Linked DNA regions of Homo sapiens: region 2 is linked to region 1. A link is a contact called in ENCODE Hi-C data. All regions are on one chromosome and are shown on one strand. The core of a region is the stretch at or near the end of the contact, and the rest is flanking DNA. Distances in the headings are between cores, read along the strand shown. Region 1 holds the start of ZBTB7C (zinc finger and BTB domain containing 7C). Region 2 overlaps ZBTB7C (zinc finger and BTB domain containing 7C).

What was found. Hi-C counts contacts between places; a loop is a spot of excess contacts on that map. Pooled maps may share reads with other maps.
Region 2: a loop to region 1 is called in a pooled map, with 4 times the contacts of the local background. The contact joins the enhancer-like site here to the promoter of ZBTB7C in region 1. A Hi-C loop is called at or near these places in 8 of 50 pooled maps.

Annotation. Positions count from the first base shown.
Region 1 is chr18:48,405,299-48,411,905 of GRCh38, forward strand. ZBTB7C (zinc finger and BTB domain containing 7C) reads right to left here and starts at 4,085. Exons shown (of 5, transcript NM_001318841.2): 1 at 3,928-4,085. RefSeq lists enhancers at 2,366-2,985, 2,986-3,603 and a silencer at 4,874-5,253.
Region 2 is chr18:48,131,121-48,137,727 of GRCh38, forward strand. All of the region lies in intron 3 of ZBTB7C (zinc finger and BTB domain containing 7C), which reads right to left. Among named protein-coding and RNA genes, the nearest start is that of ZBTB7C-AS1, 28 kb to the right of the region's middle. Within about 2 kb of position 2,736, at least 8 of the 41 ENCODE cell types and tissues checked have a DNase peak (open chromatin) inside an H3K27ac peak, as active enhancers do.

The DNA.
Region 1 (6,607 bases), core at 2,835-5,334:
AGAGCTTTGAATGCATGCCTTCAAACCTCCTCGACCAGCCCCACACAGAAATGACTCAGCTTGGAGTCAGAGGGAACCACATCTAATTTGCCACTTTCAAAATCTCCTGCATAAGAATCATTGTTGTCATTATTTAGAAAAGCCAACTACCCTCACGTTAATGAGTTCTTGAGTTCTGTCCTGTGAGATTTCTGGGGTGTACCTCACTTTGTGCAAATGGGAGAGTAGTATCTGACAAAAAGTACACACGGTGGCTCTAGAAAATCCTTGTAACCCATCGTTTCTCAGCCTTTTGGATAAGATAAAAGTGTGGAAAATCCTTGTGTCCTAAATTCCCCTAGGGCAGCTGGCACTCCAAGAAGCCCTGCAGGATGCTGCACACAGGCTGGGGTTCACTCCGGTACCCTCCCTGCAGGATGCTGCACACAGGCCGGGGTTCACTCCGGTACCCTCCCTGCAGGATGCTGCACACAGGCCGGGGTTCACTCCTGTACCCTCCCTGCAGGATGCTGCACACAGGCTGGGGTTCACTCCGGTACCCTCCCTGCAGGATGCTGCACACAGGCCGGGGTTCACTCCTGTACCCTCCCTGTAGGATGCTGCACACAGGCCGGGGTTCACTCCGGTACCCTCCCTGTAGGATGCCGCACACAGGCTGGGGTTCACTCCAGTACCCTCTGTGTGGTTCATTGATAGGTTTTCTTCCAGTGGGACACAGTCATCCTGGGGAGAAGTCACTGCTATAGATGGTTCCAGACCCTTGAGTCTCTTCTTCCCAGGAGGGGAGGATGGGTTATAAATAGCCTGGACTCCTTCAGCCCTACACAGGCACAGATCCCACACCCCCGCCCCAGCCTCAGCCAGCTGGTCCTTCCGCGCCCAAGTTCCCACAGCCTGCTATGAGAGGGAGGACAACTGCCCACCCTCGGTGGGGGCAGGGAACAAAAATGCCCTGGTGACAGCCTCCAGTGAACTGTAACTACAACCCCACCACTCCTTCATACCCCCTTCACACCGCCCCTGCTGGAGAGGGGTGAGAGGCCGGTAATATTACTAGGGGGTCTCTTATACCCTGGTCAGCCCAGGAAGCCCAAGTTGCGTGCTGAGAATGTTAATTCAGTGGGAAAAGTTATAGGAATAATACTCTCCCCGTCTCTCTGCCTCAGTTTCTCCCTCTGTAATATGAACAAATAGCTGAACTATCTATCTTGTGGGAATGCTGATGAGATTAGCATGCAAAAAAAGTGAAAGGCATCGTAACACTGTATTATTATCAGAATATCAGACATTGACTTCTTCTGTAGGACCCCTAAACACAGGAGATGTGGAGTAAGGGGGCACTGATTTCTATCTGTTCATGAAAGCAGAAGAATTATACCCGGCAACTCTGCACTAGCCTTGAATTCTTGATACTCTGTGTCCTTGAAAGCAATCAAACTTACAAAATATTCTCTCTTGCAAGTCATTTCTGACTAATACAGATTGACACACATTGCATCCAGCTTATTTTCATAAAATTCTGCTGGACTGTATATGACATTATAGACTGAAATCTAGCATCGCCCTAGAGTATTATGGTTTTGGAGGAAAAAGTTCACATAACAATCACTCTGGTTATCATTCAATTCCTTCCTGCTCATACACACTGGTACAAAATAAGTGGCTAAAATCAAAGTGGCCAACTCGTAGTTCTTTTTTAATTTAGACACTTTGTTTGCTCAATAAAATACAGAGTAAAAAACATTTACTGAAAACCCACTCATTGATGTTTAATGGCTGTGTCAAATACTCATAACAACATTTATTCCAACACCCCCAGATAATTGCTCATCTTTCTCATTTGGTATCCACAACAGCACAGCATTTGTGTCCAAGTGTAATTGATCCAAAATTGGGCTCCCTTTCAAAAATATCTGTAAAATCTAATTACCAGGAAAACAGAGTTCTGGCATCCTATGGAAAGTGGGTGCTTCAGTGAAAAAAAGCTGCAAATTCTTCTTGGCTAATCAAGCTGCATTGTGTTACAAAAGGAGTTTGAGGAATTTGGGATAATGAGGGAGCAGGAAAAGTTGGGATAGTGTCAGACTGGACTTTGCAGTGACAGTCCTGGTTTTTTTAAGCCAAGGGCACGGGACGGGAAATATACCACATTCGCTGGCAAGCATGGATTTAGAAAGTACCAGATAAAGAGGCCATGATGGGCTTGGGGTGTGGGGGTGGCATTTCTGATCTCAAGCCCTACCAGGCCTTGCCCAGGGAAGTCTCTCCACCCTTGCCTGGAAGGCTGATGTCATTTCTAGTCTCACTGGGCCTCTAGCCACTGTAGCAGGTCACTTTCCTTCCTTGGGCCTGAGTTTGCTCATCTGTAAAATGAGTGCTCCTAATATCTCTAGGGTCTCTTTCAACTTCAAAATCCTATGACCTTCTATAAAGCAAAGGGCATGCTTTTTGCTCATGTACTTGTGGGGGCAGGGAGCGGGAGCCACCGGACCAAGGAGAATGAAGGACTGAGAGTTTCCACCTCTCACGCAGTTTTGTACCTAGTTTCAACACCCGGGTATCTGGCCCGCTCTGGGAATAATGATTTCTTTCAGCCCAGGACGACCTACCGAGGTGTTTCTACCTCGCTGCCCTGGATTCCTCAACCCCGCCAATGAAGAACAGGGCCAAGCCACCGGACTTCTCGGAGCCTCTCTCCCAGGTCTGGGCACAGTATATCTTCTTTTAAGGGGTCTTCCCTTCCCACTCCCACTCCTCTTTCTGTCCTAGAAGCACCAGAAACTCCGGCTCTAGCCTTGCGCATGGTCCAGCGAGACTTCCCATACAGGCAGCGCACGCCACCCACCCCCAGCTCCCCTCGGCCTTGCGCCCGCGCCGCGGAAGGTTGGGTACCAGCCTCCACAGCTTTGCAGATTGCAAAGATAACGGGAGCTGCCGCTTCGCTTTTCTTTGGCTCCTCCTGGCCTTCATCCTAGTAAAACCAGACAAGCAACCGGAAAAACAAAGCAGCACAGCGGCCAGAGACAATTCGCTTTCAACGGAGCAAGAGACGTACACACCTTGAGAGAAGACGCACGCAGTTCCCGTGCGTGTCGCTGGGAACAGACCTCGCACTACCCCGCGCGGCGACAGGCACCGGGCCAGGCTCGGCTTCACTTGTCCGAGGCTTGGAGGAACTGTGTGCGTGCGCCCATTTCCCCCAGCTTCCCGACTTGACAGCAGCAAGGATCTTTGAGTCCTGCATGAGCGACACCTCGGGCAAGGACTGTACTCTGCTCAGATCTCATCGAGAGGTGCTGGATCCCAGCCTTTCCAGCTCATTTTCCAATTTTCAAGAAAAGACAGCGCGAAGTGAGACTGCAAAAGTCCCAGGAAAACGTCACTCACCAAAACGCTCCCGCGCCTTCCAGGCAGAAGTGCGGTAAAACTTTTGGCAGAAACCACCTGTGGCTGCCGACGGGCCCGCCCCGCTCGGGCCCGCAGGCGCCGCCGAGCCCCGGGCCGCACGCGCCCGCAGAAGTTCCTTTCCAGCCCCGCGCGCCACTTCGCTCCGGGCCGCGGTGCCAGCCAGGAGGCGCGGCGCCCGCTCGCTGGCTCGCTCTCCGCTGGCTCTCCCCTCCCTCCTTCCCTCCCTCCCTCCTCCCGCCTCCTCCGTTGCATGGCTGCCGCACGGAGCCCCTGAATAGCCACCGCAGCCCCCCGCCTCCTGCCCACCGCGCGGAGGGCGCCCCTGCTCCAGCCGGCGCCCCAAGGCGCGCGGACCGCCGGCCTCCTAGCAACGGCCCCCGCAATCGCTTTCCGGCGCAGCCCAAGCAAAGCCACCCGCCCGCCGCCCCGCGACCTCCCGAACTGCCTCGGCTGCCGAGGTGCTGTGGAGATCGCGACCCCGGCAGCCGGCGCCCGAGCCCGGCGCGCGAAGCCGCTCACCTCCGCGCGCCGCCGGCCCTGCGCGCCTCCCGCACTTGGCTCCGGGACGCAGTCCTGGCGTCCTCCTTCGCCGCCGGTGTCCGCCGGTCCCTGCGCGCCCGAGCCTCGCCGGCCGCGCCGCTGTCAGAGTCTCGTGGCGGGGCTGCGCCGGCGGGTATGGAGCTGAGCGGCGGCAGCGGGCGAGCGGGCAGCTCCTCCCTCCCCGCGCCGCGCCTCCGCCCTCCCCGCGCCCCGCCTCCCGCGCCGCGGCTGTCAGCCCCGCGCCCCGCGCCCCGCGCCCGCGCCGCCGGCTCGGGGGGCGCACAGGGCTAAAGGGCCCGGATGTGTGCGGTCGCCTGTCGCTCGCGCCCGCCCCCTCCCCGCCGCGCGGCACATGCACTTGCTGCGCCGCAGCCCCCGCCCGGCTCCGCTAATTTCTATTTTGACAGTAACTGTGGCGAGTGGGCGGCGCGGCGGGGGGCGCCCGGGACTGGCGGAGGCTGCGGGCGGGAGTCAGGACCCGACGCGGAGGCGGAGTGGGGGGGCCGGGCACCGCCACCAACCGCTCGGGGCTCCGCGTCTTTTCTCTTTCTTTCCTTTTTTCTCTCTGCCTCCTCCAGGATTTAAAGGGACAGCCCCGGCAGAGGCGAGGGGGCCAGGCGGCCGCCGTTTCTCCGGTCTCCTGACGCCCTCTGCGGCCCGGCCGGACCCGCCCGCACCCCCAGCGCAGGCTTGGGACCGCCGGGTATTTTTAGGTCCACACCCGACCCGGGGCAGCGGTGCGGCAGAGATGGGCTCTGCCGACCCGGGGCAGCGGTGCGGCAGAGATGGGCTCTGCCGCCCCGGCGCACGGCTATTTTTACAGAGTCCGATGGGGGAGGAAATAAAACAACTCGGCAACTGCTTTTCTACCCGAAAGTCGGGAGCAAGGAGTGGGGGCGAGAAGTTAAGTTTCCCAAATGCTCTCGGCACTCCAGCGAGCGCACCAAGACGCCTAGCCAGCACCTGAAACCGCAAGCTTGCCGCACCCCGGGGCGCCGAATCTCAGCGGGCAATCGCGCTCGGCGGCGCTGCGGCCCGGAGTCCCCACCCCTCTGGAGCCTTGGGCCCCGCACTCCGCACCCCACACGCCGGGGAGCAGCCGCTGGCCGCCCGTCACTCCCCGGGTCGGCCTGGAAGGCGGCCTTCCGAAGCGTCCAATCACCGCGCAACAATGCCAACGGGCGGGCCCGGGGAGGGCTTGTCCCCGCCCCGTCCCGCCGGGCCCCGCCCCCTCGGAGTCTGTCGGGGCAGGAGAATCTCGCTGGGACGCCGAGTGCTCAGCGGTGCTGGAAGCCACGAAGGGCCAGTGCGAGGGGAGGAGGAAGGGTCCTGGCCCTGGAGAGGGCGTGAGCGTTCTCGGGCGAGGCGACACTTGGGCAGATGTTCCCTCCAGCTACGGGCCGGGGAAACTCGAGCTGGCTTTGCCTCCTACCTTTTTGCAGTCCACCCCTCTGCGCTCCAGACAGACATAGGAACCCTCGCCCTCCTTGGTAGTACATCGGAGGCAGCACCCTCGCACGTCAGCGGGTCCTCTCCGGGGCTCCTCCCTCAGAAGCGGGAAAGTTTGTCGTCCTCAAACTCCTACCCGGCTGCGCTTATCTGAGGCGCACCTGGCGCCCAGGAGAGGCGAGATGGCGAATCCCGGCCGCCTAGTGCCCATTCTGGCTACGGATTAATAAAAGGGCAGTGGGGCTGCTGCTGTGTCCTTTAATGCTGAAGACACTGGATGACATTTTTTACAGAATTCACAAAAATAAGTTTGTGAACCTTTGGTGCCTCTTCCTAATATCACTTATTGGGATTTTTTTTTAAACCATTTCATTCATTCGTGTAATAAACGCACATTGCAAGATAGTACGTTGGGAGTAGTGAAAACAAGGGAAAACGGGCTCTGGAATAGGATGTAAGAGTGGAAAACTAGATATGAATAGAGGGATCTGAAACGTAGGGTTTGGGTACAATTATGTCACGTTTAATTTGCCAAAGAGATCTGGTTTTTCCTACTAAGTAAATTTCACCAAATGAACAGTTTGGACAGCCATCTTATCCAAACTATTCAAATGCACATGTAAATCTAGGATAGTCTATCGTGGAACCTAAGGTATGTTCAGGCTCAGGATGTCAGATTTCCAAGTTGCTAAAGCTTCCAGAATGGCAAAATAATATATCTCGCTTTCAGCAGCTGTGGCAGCCACTGCCCTCTCATATTAGGTTTGTCTCTCTGTTAAATTAAGTTGCCTGTCTTGCTTCCCTTCATTAAAGGGTTTTCAGTTACTTGGAATGCTGCTGACCCAGCTGATATGGCCCCGCTTCTAAGCCATAAGTCTGGCTGCGCCTCATGCCAAGCATGCGGATGCATTTAGAGAGCACCTAGAGGATCCCAGCCCTGCAAATGCCCAGACACCTGCAGGAAATAGAAATGTAGTTCTGGGGGTGAGGGCAGCTACAGCCATAAAAAGGGCATTTAGGTTGAGAAAAGAGGGATGTGGGCAGTAAATTAGACTCTAATAGTAAAGAGTCTAGTAAATAGTAAATAGACTCTAATATAAATGTGGCTCTAAATCAGAAAGTTTCTCCTCTCTTCTCTGGCTCAAAGTAGATGTTCTATAGCTTTAGCTCATGGAATAGCGTAAGCATGGAGATCCAGTGAGTGCTGTAA
Region 2 (6,607 bases), core at 1,486-3,985, 280 kb before region 1:
CTCGAACTCCTGACCTTAAGTGATCCGCCCGCCTCCGCGTCCCAAAGTGCTGGGATTACAGGCGTGAGCCATGGCACCTGGCCTGAAATCTTTTAAAGGACTTTATAGGTGATTGCAACATGTAATCAGGTTTAGGAACTGCTGGACTAAGCACCATTTGATGGTGAAGAGTCCATTCATAGCAGAGCATAGTCCAGGCTGCTCTTGGGTCATACAAGCCAAATTCCATTACGATAACTTCCAAGAAGCACTGGAATTCACTTCTGGTCCTCAGGTTTGGCTACACTGAACATGATGCCACAGAATGGCTAATGACCAGGACTTAGGATGTTCTAATGAAAGGATAGTTGTTTTTTTTTTTGTGTGTAATGTTTGGTAGTCTTCAAACTAGGTGAGTTCCCCCATGCCAGTTGGCTCAAATTTGTCTTTGTTAAGAGTGTTAGTTATCCTATTCAGTCCCATAGGCATAAAACTGGGATAAAATGATTTCACTGTGGAGCTGAAATATCAGCATGAAATAGAGTACTCAGCCATACAAAGTGACTGTCTTATAGGGACATAGAGGGAAAGCTCAGTATAGAGCTCTGGGACATGCAAAGGAAACACCAGGGTGTGCAGGATGCTCAAGAGGTCTGAATGGCTCTCACTATACCTATAGAAAGCAAGCATGGCTGAGCTGATCCCAGAATATTTCCTGGCTACTGCTCCCTTGAGCATATAAACCCTTAAAGATAGGACGGCTACAATAAAAAGGCCATATTATCAACAAGTGTTGGTGGGGATATGGAGAAACTGGAACCATCACATACCTGCTGGTGGGAATGTCTAATGGTACAGCCACTGTAAAAAAACATTCTGGTAGTTTCCCAAAGGGTAACTATCAAGTTACCATATGACCCAGCAATTCCACTCCTAGGTATATACCCCAAAGAAATGAAAACCTAGGTCCACACAAAAACTTGCAAATGATTGTTCAAAACAGCATTATTTACAGAAGCCAAATATGGAAACAACCTATATATCCATCACGGGTAAATGGATTTACCCATTATGGGTAAATATAATTATGAATGGGTAAATAAAATATGGTGTATCTATACAAGGAATATTGTTCAGCAATAAAGAGAAATGAAGTACTGATGCATGCTACAAAGCTAACGACTCAAAAGTGTTAGGTTAGTTGAAAGACACTAGTCACAAAAGACCACATATTATCTGATTCTATTTATACGAAAGGTCCAGAATAGGCAGATCTATAGAGACAAAAGGTAGATTATTGGTAACCTAGGACGGCTTGGGGTGAAATGGGCAGTGACTGCTAATGGGTACAGTATTTCCTTTGGAGTAATCAAGATACTATAAAACTGATTATGATAATGGTTACACAGCCCTGCAAATATGCTAAAAACCATTGAATTTACACTTTAAATGGGTGGATTATATGCTATGTGAATTATATCTCAATAAATTTTATTGACTGTTTTATTAAGAAAAACAGAAACAAAACAAACATTAGAAAAGTTTCTGTTGTTTAAGTTCTGCTTAATAGAGGCAGCCTCTGCTAGATTTCCCTAGGGCTTATGGATGGCAAGTGTCAACAGGAGCTGAGACCACTGTCATCTCTCCAGTGACCTCTTCCAGTGGCTCCAGAAAGACCAACGGACCAACCTGTTGTCTCCAGAAACAATTTAACAGAATTGTCAGCCAGACTCCACAGCCAAGAAAGCAATAGCCCTGCAGGTATGTGTACAACGCATATGTGTAGGCAGCACAGATTTTCCTGAAGGCCAAGTCCAGTTATATGATATCATTTGGGAGGGCCACATGTACATTTGCATCTGGTTTGCATCTAATTTGGAAAAGCCGACATAGATCATGTGCCGTATTATTAGGTAATTTTTCAAGTTTGGAGTCTCAGAGTTGCTCCACTCAATTTGTTCAGTGGATGGACTCAGTTATTGACTGATGAATTACAGCTTGCTCCGGGGTTCCTGGCCTAGGAGGGGCAGCCTGTGGTCATGCAAGCTTTCCTGTTCTGTGTTCCATGCACACACAAGCCAAGCTACCATTGTGGGGCAGCTCTTATCCCATGGGGGGAACCTCCTTCTCACTAGCTGGCCTCTGGCATGGAGGAGGGAGGTGCATGGGTGCGGATGAAGTGGAAGGAGGCCCACTCTAGCTGATCCCCTTCCAAGCAAGGCCTAGATGGAGGGGGCCTTCCAAATGGAACAAAAGGGAAAATGACAGAAGAGAGCAAGCATTTCTATTTATCTAAACACAGGATCAAGATGTACAGTGGGAAAGTGAAATTATGCTGCAATTTTGAAAGTCATCCACTGAAGATAAACTCTCCCTTCAAAGGAATTACTCATTTCACTCCATCATGATACCTCAGGGTCTATCAGTATTCAAATTTATTAAGCAATAACATGCAGAATGTATGATATAAAGGGCCTGTGTCATCACACATTCCCCACGCTATTTTTTTTTTTTTTTGCTAAGTCATGAGAAGTGCAGCAAGTTAAAAATCAAACAAAAATTAACAAGCACACACACACAAGATGGAAAATAAATCCTCCGTGGAAGTTACTATGAAGCAGGAGGCTTTAGAAAGGAAAAACACAATCTCTGACTAATATGAAGGAGACTCCAAATTGCTCTTGGCAACAATCTCTCAACCCGATTCCCCTCCCTCTATTCATCTCCACAGTTCCCAGCCAAAGGAAAATAAACTGAACAGCTCTCTCCCTGGCCCAACCTGTAGGGCTGCCTGGCTGAGCAAGGGCTGAGCAAACAAACATCCCCATGCAATTATACACCTGTGTAATTGCTGTAAACACTGGGATAGCCAGCTGGGTGCTCACGGCCCTTATCAAGCTGATAATCTCAATATTGGGGGAAAATGCCTTTATTCTGGCAGCACGACATCAAGGTAGTATGCAATATGATCTTGTGACCTCAAACCCAGGATTTTTTTTTTTTTTTTTTTTTAAGAAAAGGAAGTAGAAAAAAACTATTCTTCTAGCAGAAGTCGGTAACAATTCTGGGGAAAGAAAGTCCCAGAGCATCACTCAGATGGGTAATAGTTTCAAGGCAAGATTTATCAGTTCACCTTCCTCACAAAAGTGATAGTTAATTTTAGAGGTAGTTATCTTAAACCTATTACACCATTCAGGATGGAAGGAGAGTTAACAGGCCAAACGCCCCAGATTATTTATGGCTGCTCTGTCTCAAACATCCATCCAACACCATTCTATTAGGACAGATATGTCTGGTCAGCTAAAACGAAGGAGGACAGGATTCTCAGGAAATGGCATTGTAAGTGGAGATGTAAGTGGATGAAGGGTCTTTCAGTTGAGTCCTAAAACCGCCCCGGAAGGCCAAAGTGAGCTGCTCTGTGAACCATGTACGGTCTAGAGACTTGGGTTCTAGTCTTGGCTTTGCTACCAACAAGTCCTGTGAGTGTAGACAAGCTTCCCTCCCCAAAGGTAAGGGCAGGCGCTTGAAGCTAAACTCGAGTCCTATGAAAATGCCATCCTGGCCACTGAGGAAGTGGGCAGATGCATCAGCAGGGTGACACCCTGGGACAGTTCTCAGCCCGGCCAGCACTGATCCAGAGAGAGATGCCAGTACTCTCAGAGACTGTTTGGGCCTCTTCTTGTCATCTCCAGCTGGCATGTGCCAAAAGTGCAGACTCTTCGAAACCCACAACTGTAAACCCTAAATGAATAATCTGAACAGCAGGGGCTCAAACAGCTTCCTGGGCACTTGGGGCAGAGGCTGACTGTGCTGTGTGCATTCCACTGCATCCCCTTGAACCAGGGACAAGTCCTGGTGACTGCAGCATGGAGACTCCAGTCATTCTAACTTCCCCGCTCTTTCCTCTCCTTCCTTCTCCCTCTCCTCCTCTTCATCCAGGCCTCCTGCTGCTGCTTCTCAACAGCAATGCTTCCCAGGCTCCTTCCCAGGCTCCATCTCACTTCATCCAACCCTTTGAGGGTTGCACTATTACTATTACTATTACTATTCCCATTGACAGAGGCCAGAGATCTCGTCTGATTTCAGTTACTGATGTATGCCCAGCACTTAGCATGGTACCTGGACACATACAGTAAACAATACAATAGCGTTGAATAAATGACTGATTGTTTAAAAAGAAAATGACATTAAAAAAAGTTAATATTAAGTGTAACACATACTATTTTCTGTTGTACTATAATTATACCAAGGCGATTCCTGTCTCTGCAGTTAAAGTGTAAGATTCTAAAAGACGTGGGGTACAATGAGTGGCTTTCAATCCTGCCTCTGCTACTACCTGGACAATGTATTTAACCCATTTGGGCCTCAGTTTCCCCATCTGCAAAGTGGGGCTAATGATTCATATCTGATGTGGCCTAATATGAGTCTTTTTTGGGAGAGTGGGTTCTTTTTCTATGCAGCCCAGGTTGTGCCTTAAGGGGGGAGGACCGGCACTGGGGCTACTTTTCTTTCCTGGAGTTTCACCCAGCGGGGGTTCCTGAGCCTTTCTAAGCCCAGAGAGGATTTAACTGGGTGAAAGAAGGGGAACGGAGGGAGTGGAGCTGAAACTTGAACCTGGCAGAGCCTTTACCACCTCCAAGCCAGCGCGCCCCTCCCCCTTCCAAAAAATCTTCTATCTCATCTGGAGAAACTGCTCGATTGTTTCAATCACTTCCTTTCTATTTTCAAAATTCCGCATTTAGAAGAACTGGAAGTGGTCTGCCACTAGCCGACCAATAAGTCGCTGGAGTGGGGCTTCCTTCTGCGCGAAGCTGGGTACCAGCTATTAAAAGAAAGAAGGCAGCCGCCCGCTGCCCACCCGCCTGCCGGCACAGACACAGCCAGGACAACGGAAGCCAGGAACAGAAAGGAGCGACCCTGGAGCCCTCACCACAGAGCACGGCGTGGGGGACCCGACGCTGGATGCTCCGCGCGGGGTGGGCGGCGGGCAGGGGGGCGTGGGTGCTGGGTTAGGGGGAAGCTCTCTCCATCGTCCTTCCCAGGCCAGCCCCGCGGCCGCTGCGCCCGCCTGCAGGAACTCAGGCGCTCCAGTGGGTGACGCCGGCCCGGGCGCCCGCGGGAGTGGGGACGCACGGGGTCAGTCCTTTTGCGCCACCCACACCGGGCCGTCTCCGGAGCTGAGAGACTATAGCTCGACTCGCCTGCTCGGGTGGGAGTGCTCCCCATCCACTCACCCCCAGGTTGGAGTCCAGGGAAGAGCCCCCCACCCACCCAGCTCAGCGCGCGATTTGAGCCCAGGGACCTGACAGGGCTCCCGCCGCGCGCCTAGCTGGACTTCTGCCAATCGCTCCTTTAATTTCTGCCCGTATCGCCGGCCCTCGACTTTTGCCAAGTTGCCATGGCTTTTGTCCCCCCTCCCTCCCGTCCCCAAGTTTTGCATCTGACTCTCAGGAGGACCAAGCATTCTTGGGGGAGACAATTTAAACTACCAAGGTACACCCGCAACTCCCTCTCGGAGTGCCCTTACGTTCCTTCGGCTGGCCCCTCGCCCCAAAGGAGCCCGCTGGCGTGGGCCGGCGGCAATGGGGCAGTGGCGAGAGTTGCTCTCTGCAGAGTTCCAGATCCTCTCTCCTATTTCGGAAGAGGTGCGTGGCCCCACGCCCCGCAGGAGCTCCGGCGAGGCTGGGGGAGTTGAACGCTTTGCGGACGCCGCCACCCGCGCCAGCCAGAGCCGCCCCGCGGCCACCCGGCCACAGGGTCCCCGCAGCGCGTAGCGAGAATGCCCGCAGCGCTCTCCCGGCCGCCCGGAAGGGCTTCCTCCCCCACCCCCTCCCCACGGCCCGGCCGCTGGGCTCCCCAGAGCCCCGATCCTAGCCCAGAGGCGGGCCGAGGCCGCCGCAGACCCACCTGGCCGCCCCGGGGACGCCGCGCTCGTGCCCGGGCCGTGTCCTGAGCGCCGCCAGGGTCCCGGGCTGGGAATCCACGCGGCCGCGCTGCTCGCGGGAGCCTGCCGCAGCCGGCGGGAGGTTGTCATTGATTCGTGCTGGGCGAGTTAAGCCATTCCAGGAGTGGTTTTGAGAGAGCACTCCCTCCCCACCCTCCAACCAGAAGTATTTGGCCGGGAGCCCCTTTGGTCCACCTGTACTGTTAAGCGCAGGACAGGACGATCTCACCACTCGCGCGTTACGCTTCACTTTATGACACCAAATTAAGATCTTTGGAAAAGGTAAAGCAGAAATAAAGGCAAGGGCGGTGGAGGAGCTTTTCTTTTCCCCTCTTTTCTTCCGGGTTCCTCCGTTTTGTTTTTTGTGGGTTTCCCCCCACTCTCCTTCTCTAGTACTTCACAAAATGACTTACCACTTATCTCAAAGCAAGGGAGGCTTTTTATTATTATTGTTTTATTCAATTCAGCGTGTCTGTCTTTTTAGAGGCAATTTATTTCCATTTGCCTGAAACCTAAGCCCAATAAAATTACTAGAATTATATGTTTTCTCCTTACAGGGTCGTGAGTGTAACTTAACCAAATCAAACACTAAACAGCAATCCTTTAAGTAACAAAAAAAAGAGGGAGTGCAGGAAGTAACCACAGCACTGCAGCTCCCTCCTCCGTTGGAGATCATGAGACCTT